2 separate regions of the Homo sapiens genome follow, and region 1 is linked to region 2. Evidence: read pairs that join two places in POLR2A ChIA-PET (ENCODE). Cell type or tissue: K562. All regions are shown on one strand. Each heading gives the region's core, and the rest is flanking DNA. Links, peaks and the distances in the headings are about the cores only.

Region 1 (2,909 bases), core at 264-2,763, 600 kb after region 2:
GCATGAAAAGTGACAAAATTTTTACAAAATCAGTCAGAAGCTGGGCCTGTAAATTAACTGTACTCCGAGACTGGAACTCTTCCCATCATCTTACAGCTCTAATGGAAGTTTATATTAGTATCTGTAAACAAAACTTTCATTGCAGTTCTCTATTCGTGATCATTGATTTTTCAACTTGATATACAAGGGGATTTTAAAAATTAACCTTTTGTCTCTTTTTCTGTTTCTCCTCGCAGTTCGTTCTATCACACAGAGCAAGGAGTGGATTGAAAATTAGTGTACTCTCGTGCAAGCTTGCAGATCCTACTGAGGCAAGCAGAAACTTGTCTGGACAAAAACATGTTTAAAACGGTCTATCATTTTGAACTCTGGAAAAGTATAAGAGTTTTAACTCCCTTTAAAATGGAATATTAATTTGAAAATTATGGGGAAAATTGCATTTTGTTTACATGTGGTGAACATGTTTCTAGAAATTGTTATGGTGGAGGTGGTCTGGGTGAGTCTGAAGGCCTCTCTCATCTGACCTCCCTTCTTAGAAGGCCTCCTACTGTCTTTGCCTTGTCTCCTCCCAAGTTGGAAAATGTTTACATGAATTAATAAACAGATTTAATCTTCTACAGATTTGAATGATTTATTTTCTTTTCCATGTAGTTGAACGGCTTTGAGTGAGTTTCTTAATCCTGAGTGAATGATTTATTTTCTTAAGCCAGTTTATTATTTGTCTTGGTTCCCTGGAAAAAGAGTAGGACCTCAAGGGCTGGGCACGGTGGCTCATGCCTGTAATCCCAGCACTTTGGGATGCCAAGGCAGTCAGGAGATCGAGACCATCCTGGCTAACACAGTGAAACCCCATCTCTACTAAAAATACAAAAAATTAGCTGGGTGTGGTGGCACGTGCCTGTTGTCCCAGCTACTCGGGAGGCTGAGGCAGGAGAATCTCTTGAACCTGGGATGAGGAGGTTGTAGTGAGCTGAGATCCAGCCACTGCACTCCAGCCTGGGCGACAGAGCGAGACTCTGTCTTAAAAAAAAAAAAAAAAAAAAAAAAAGTACCTCTAAAGACTACTTTCTGAGAGCTGGGTGGTGACTCGTCATCTGACAGATCTGACAGGATGAGGGCAAGGGGCTCTTGGTGCTGGGTGGGAATAGCCAAAGTCGTGGGCAATCCTGTGCGACTGCTTTGAGCACCTGGGGCTCTTCTAGTCCCTGGTCTTCTCTGGTGACACACTGGAGTGCCCAGTGCTTGTGGAGGCTTGCTGGCTCAGGGCTGACATGACTGAGTCTGAATCAACTGGGAGGAGACCAACTTCAAAAGGTTCATGAGCATGCCTGGGTCTCAGAACTCTGAGGGGGACCTACTCAGGACATGAGGACGACAGCTGCCACTTTATCTGTTTGCTTTGCAGCAGCCACAAAGTAAACGGCTCAACTGCACACCATTGAGAGTCACTTGCTTCAGGGCGCAGACTCCAGCTGTGAAGACCCACCGCTAAGGTCAGTGTTGACCCACGGCCTGGGAGGTTTGACCTGGTACTTTAGAAGGCTACATGCCCTCCACCACAGGATTGAAAAAAAAGGAAAAAGTGAGTATATGAAACTGTTTCCTAAGGCTGGTGTTGGGAGATAAACCATCGTCAGTCATGTTTTATCTGGCTTTTACCATGTGCAGCCACAGAGGAGGGATGCAGGTTCACCCCTAAGTGTCCAAATTGTGGTGATAAGGTAATGAACGACTTGACCTAGTTGTGCAGAACAGGCCTTCCATCCTCCCTTGGGGAGAACTGGGGGGTTTGTGAAGCCAGGTGAATGGGGAGGGTGGACAGGGAAGGAAGGAGAGGAGAGAAGTGAGGGTGTCGTGGTTGGTGCTGGCTTGGCTCCCACTGTTGGTTCAGCAAGAGTGGGTATGGTGCCCCCTCCACTGAGCCCCGTGTCCAGGAGCTCAGGAGAAGCCACCTTACTCGGTTAATTTTAAAACATTTTGTAGAGACAGTGATCTTGGCATTTTGCCCAGGCTGGTCTTGAATTCCTGGGCTCAAGTGATCCACCCACCTCGGCCTCCCAAAGTGCTGGGATTACAGGCGTGAGCCACCGTGCCCAGCTGACACTTATATTTTTAAGAAAAAGAGGAAAATAGGCCAGGCGCGGTGGCTCACGCCTGTAATCCCAGCACTTTGGGAGGCTGAGGTGGGTGGATCACGAGGTCCGGAGATGTAGACCATCCTGGCTAACACGGTGAAGCCCTGTCTCTACTAAAAATACAAAAAAATTAGCCGGGTGTGGTGGAGGGCGCCTGTAGTCCCAGCTACTCGGGAGGCTGAGGCAGGAGAATGGCGTGAACCCGGGAGGCGGAGCTTGCAGTGAGCCGAGATCATGCCACTGCAGCGTGGGCAACAGAGCAAGACTTTGTCTCAAAAAAAAAAAAAAAGAATGACCATAGCCATGATGCCCAGCCTTAGCTGGGGTGTCGGTGTAAAGGTATTCTTAAACAGTCTTGTCAAGTGCAACATGGTAGTTTTTTTTCCTCTGCAATTTGGCAAAAAGTGTCAAAATTTCAAAGTGCAAACCATTTCATTGATTTCACTTCTAAGACTTCCCTAAGGAAACAAACAAGTGCCAATGATGTAGAGCAGCGGCCCAAACTTTTTGGCACCTGGGAATGGTTTGGTGGAAGACAGTTTTTCCACGGATTGCCGGGTCGGGGGGCGGGGATGGTTTCAGGATGAAACAGTTCCACCTCAGATCCAGGCATTAGATACTCATAAGGAGTGCGCAACCTAGATCCCTCGCATGTGCAGTTTACAAAAGGGTTCACGCTCCTGTGAGAATCTCATGCCACCACTGATCTGACGGGAAGCAGAACTCGGGCGGGAATGCTCACTTGCCTCCTACTGTGTGGCTCCGTTTGTAACA
Region 2 (2,909 bases), core at 200-2,699:
AGGCGGGTCATGGAGCCAGGATCGGAGCCCGTGGCCAGGCCCACATGTGTCCCCTGGCTTCTCCAGCTAGGCCTTTCTGGGCAAGGCTTGCCTTTTGTTTTGGGCCTTGGACACCCCCTTCTGCTGCTTTTCAGTTCCAGGATCTCGGCTAGGGATGTATCGAACACAAAGTCCCAGTGCAGAGAACAACTTGACTCACCTCGAACAGACTCAGCACTCTGCCCAAGCAGTGCAATATGGATGCTTTGTGAGTCTTTAAAAAAAGGAGAAAGAAGTGTGATTTCCAGCACAGAGAACTGCCCGGGGGCCACCACTCCCTTGTCTGTCTTTGGGTCCCATGCCCATGGCCCTGCTGTCTGGCCCTCCCTCCCCTGCAGAGGGCCACTCCCAGATTTCAGTCTTTTTTTTTTTTTTTTTTTAAAGGGAAACAGGGTCTTGCTCTGTCACCCAGGCTGGAGTGCATTGGCATAGTCACGGCTCATTGCAAGCTCAACCTCCCAGGCTCAAGCGATCCTCCCACCGCAGCCTCCTGAGTAGCTGGGACTATAGGTATGCACCACCACCCCTGGCTAACTTTTTTGTATTTTTTGTAGAGACGAGGTTTCGAGATTTCATCATGTTGCCCAGACTGGTCTCGAACACCTGGCCACAAGCAATTCTCCAGCCTCGGCCTCCCAAAGTGCTAGGATGACAGGCGTGAGCCACCACACCTGGCCAGATTTGTGTCTTGAGCTCCCACTGCCCCATGCAGCCTCAGCCCCATGTTTCCAGCTGTCAGCACGTGTACCCAGAACTCCACAGCCCACCCTGGCTCTCAGGCTTCCTCCTCTGTGCCAGCTGATTTCCAGATGCGTTCCCCATATCTGCACTCTCAGTTTTCTGCATCTTCACTTCCCTTAGGCTCCTGACTTTCCAGGGTCCAGGATCTACCCTCGGGGTCTTCCTGTGTCCTGGGACCCTGCAGGTGGCCTCGCAGGTGCTGCCCCTCGCCCAGACTCACCCTCTGCAGCTGGCACTCTGCCCTGAGGCTCTCGTGAACCACGGCCTTGCAGCAGCTTCCGCTCACCGACCACGGAGGGCGGATGAAGAGCCAGATGAAAGGTGCGGCACCCACATTCAGCCGCTCAGCGAGACTGAAGAAGCGAGAGGCCTTCAGGCCATTCACTTCTGCGCGGGCCTCATCAGACACAGACACTGCGGGGACAGACAGGACAGAGCCCAGGGATGTCTCTTAGGGACGGAATGTGGAAAGCTCTCCATGGTCTTGGTGGAAAGTGTAATGCCTGAAGCCCACCATAGTGCAAAGCAGCTGTGTTTCAGGAGAGTAGAGCCCTCCAGGATGGGGGCACCTGTCTTTTCTCCCCCTACTTCATTAATGTCTAGAACAGGTGGGTCATTGTGATCAATGCCCCTGCTGTGGTCCTCCCGGAAGCCTGGATTCTGAAGGTCAGGGGAAGGAGACCCCGCGACGCTTCATGTCCCACCCTCCCTCCAGCTGGGAACCACCGCCTGACCCCTGGTAATGGGTCCAGGGCAGGGGTGGGGGTTCTTTTTGGGACGAGGAGAATATTCTAAAATTAGACAGTGGCAATGGCTGCACAACCCTGTGAATATCCTAAAAAACCACAGAATTGCAGGCTTTAGAGGGGTGAACTGTATGGTGTGTGAATTTTATGTCTGGGAACTGCTCTTTGATGGGAGGGTAGGGGTAGGACCTCGGCTCCCCTGATTCTGGAGGAGGGTGTTGCTCATGGTCCCTGTCAGTCACAATTCTGCCAGCCGGCCAGGTAGGGACTCTCTCCCAGCAAGACACCAGATCGTTTAGAAGTACAAATGTGGGAGGCTACATCCCAGTGTTTACTTGTTTTGAGAGCTGGGACAGATCATGGGCTCGTTCCTTGGGGTGCTGAGCAGATAAGCAGTTAACTGGTAGAAGAAAAGGCTGCGCAAGTTTCTTTCAAGGAGCACCTGGCCTCTGGGGATGAAGGGATCCAGGCACCAGGCCAGTTCTAACCTGCCTGTACCTGCTTCCCGTTTAGAAGCCTGGCTCTGTGTTACAGGGCACGCTGAACTCTGTCTCGAGAGTTCTAAGAGGATGGCCAAGGAGAGGGCCAGCATCCACAGGCAGGTCTGCGTGCTCATGGCGCACAGGGCAGGGAGCCCAAACAGCCCCCGTGCTGAGGCTCTGGCTCAGTCACTCTTTGCCAACTGAAATTAAAGGGTTTGCTAAAACAAGAGGCGACTTTCGTAACCTGCAAAGTCAGAGTATCATTAGCAGGTCCCTCAGCAGGGTACATCTGGGCACGAGCTCCTGAGAGGGAATGGGGAGGCAGGCCATCGGATAGAGCAAGGACAGCAACTGAACTGCTAACACGGGGACCACTTCTTCATAGGGCCAAAGGCTCACACTTATCTGAAGCGCCAACATGCAGGTGGGGTGAGGACTTACGGCCTTCATTGTAGAGGTAGGCTATGCCCAGCTTCACAGCAGCTTCGAAATTCCCCTTTTCAGCAGCCCTGAAACATTAAGAACATAAAGCATCACAATATTTTATGCCACAAACGTTATGAACTACTACAGCACTTGAAGAAGTCAGAATACTTGTTCCCTGAATTGAATATATATATATATATATATATATATATATATATATATGTGTGTGTGTGCATATATATATGTGTGTGCATATATATGTGTGTGTGTGTGTGCATATATATATATATATCTCTCTCTCTCTGAGACAGGGTCTTGCTCTGTTGCCCAGGCTGGAGTGCAGTGGTGCGATCACAGCTCACTGCAGCCTCAACCTCCTGGGCTTAAGCCATTCTCCCACCCCGGCATCCCAAGTAGCTAGGACTACAGGCATGTGCCACCATGCTCAGCTAGTCAAAAAAAAATATTTTCTTTT

Evidence for each region. ChIA-PET counts read pairs that join two places held together with the same protein. Peaks named below come from ENCODE experiments on the same cell type or tissue, not always from the same donor. Only the 100,000 strongest peaks of a DNase experiment are listed, where the experiment ranks them.
Region 1: POLR2A ChIA-PET joins it to region 2 with 5 read pairs; 2 of 35 experiments call an interaction of 5 or more read pairs at or near these places.

What each region holds. Positions count from the first base shown.
Region 1 is chr16:1,831,694-1,834,602 of GRCh38, reverse strand. MEIOB (meiosis specific with OB-fold) reads left to right here. Exons shown (of 14, transcript NM_001163560.3): 14 at 237-617. The coding sequence ends at 347. It also overlaps a transcript of FAHD1 not described here. Among named protein-coding and RNA genes, the nearest start is that of FAHD1, 5.9 kb to the right of the region's middle. RefSeq lists a silencer at 1,461-1,755. In K562, for the core only: no CTCF peak of the experiment used is centred there; a DNase peak (open chromatin) is centred at 1,582.
Region 2 is chr16:2,435,414-2,438,322 of GRCh38, reverse strand. CCNF (cyclin F) reads right to left here. Exons shown (of 17, transcript NM_001761.3): 4 at 2,450-2,517; 5 at 1,001-1,194; 6 at 200-253. Among named protein-coding and RNA genes, the nearest start is that of CCNF, 7.4 kb to the right of the region's middle. In K562, for the core only: no CTCF peak of the experiment used is centred there; no DNase peak of the experiment used is centred there.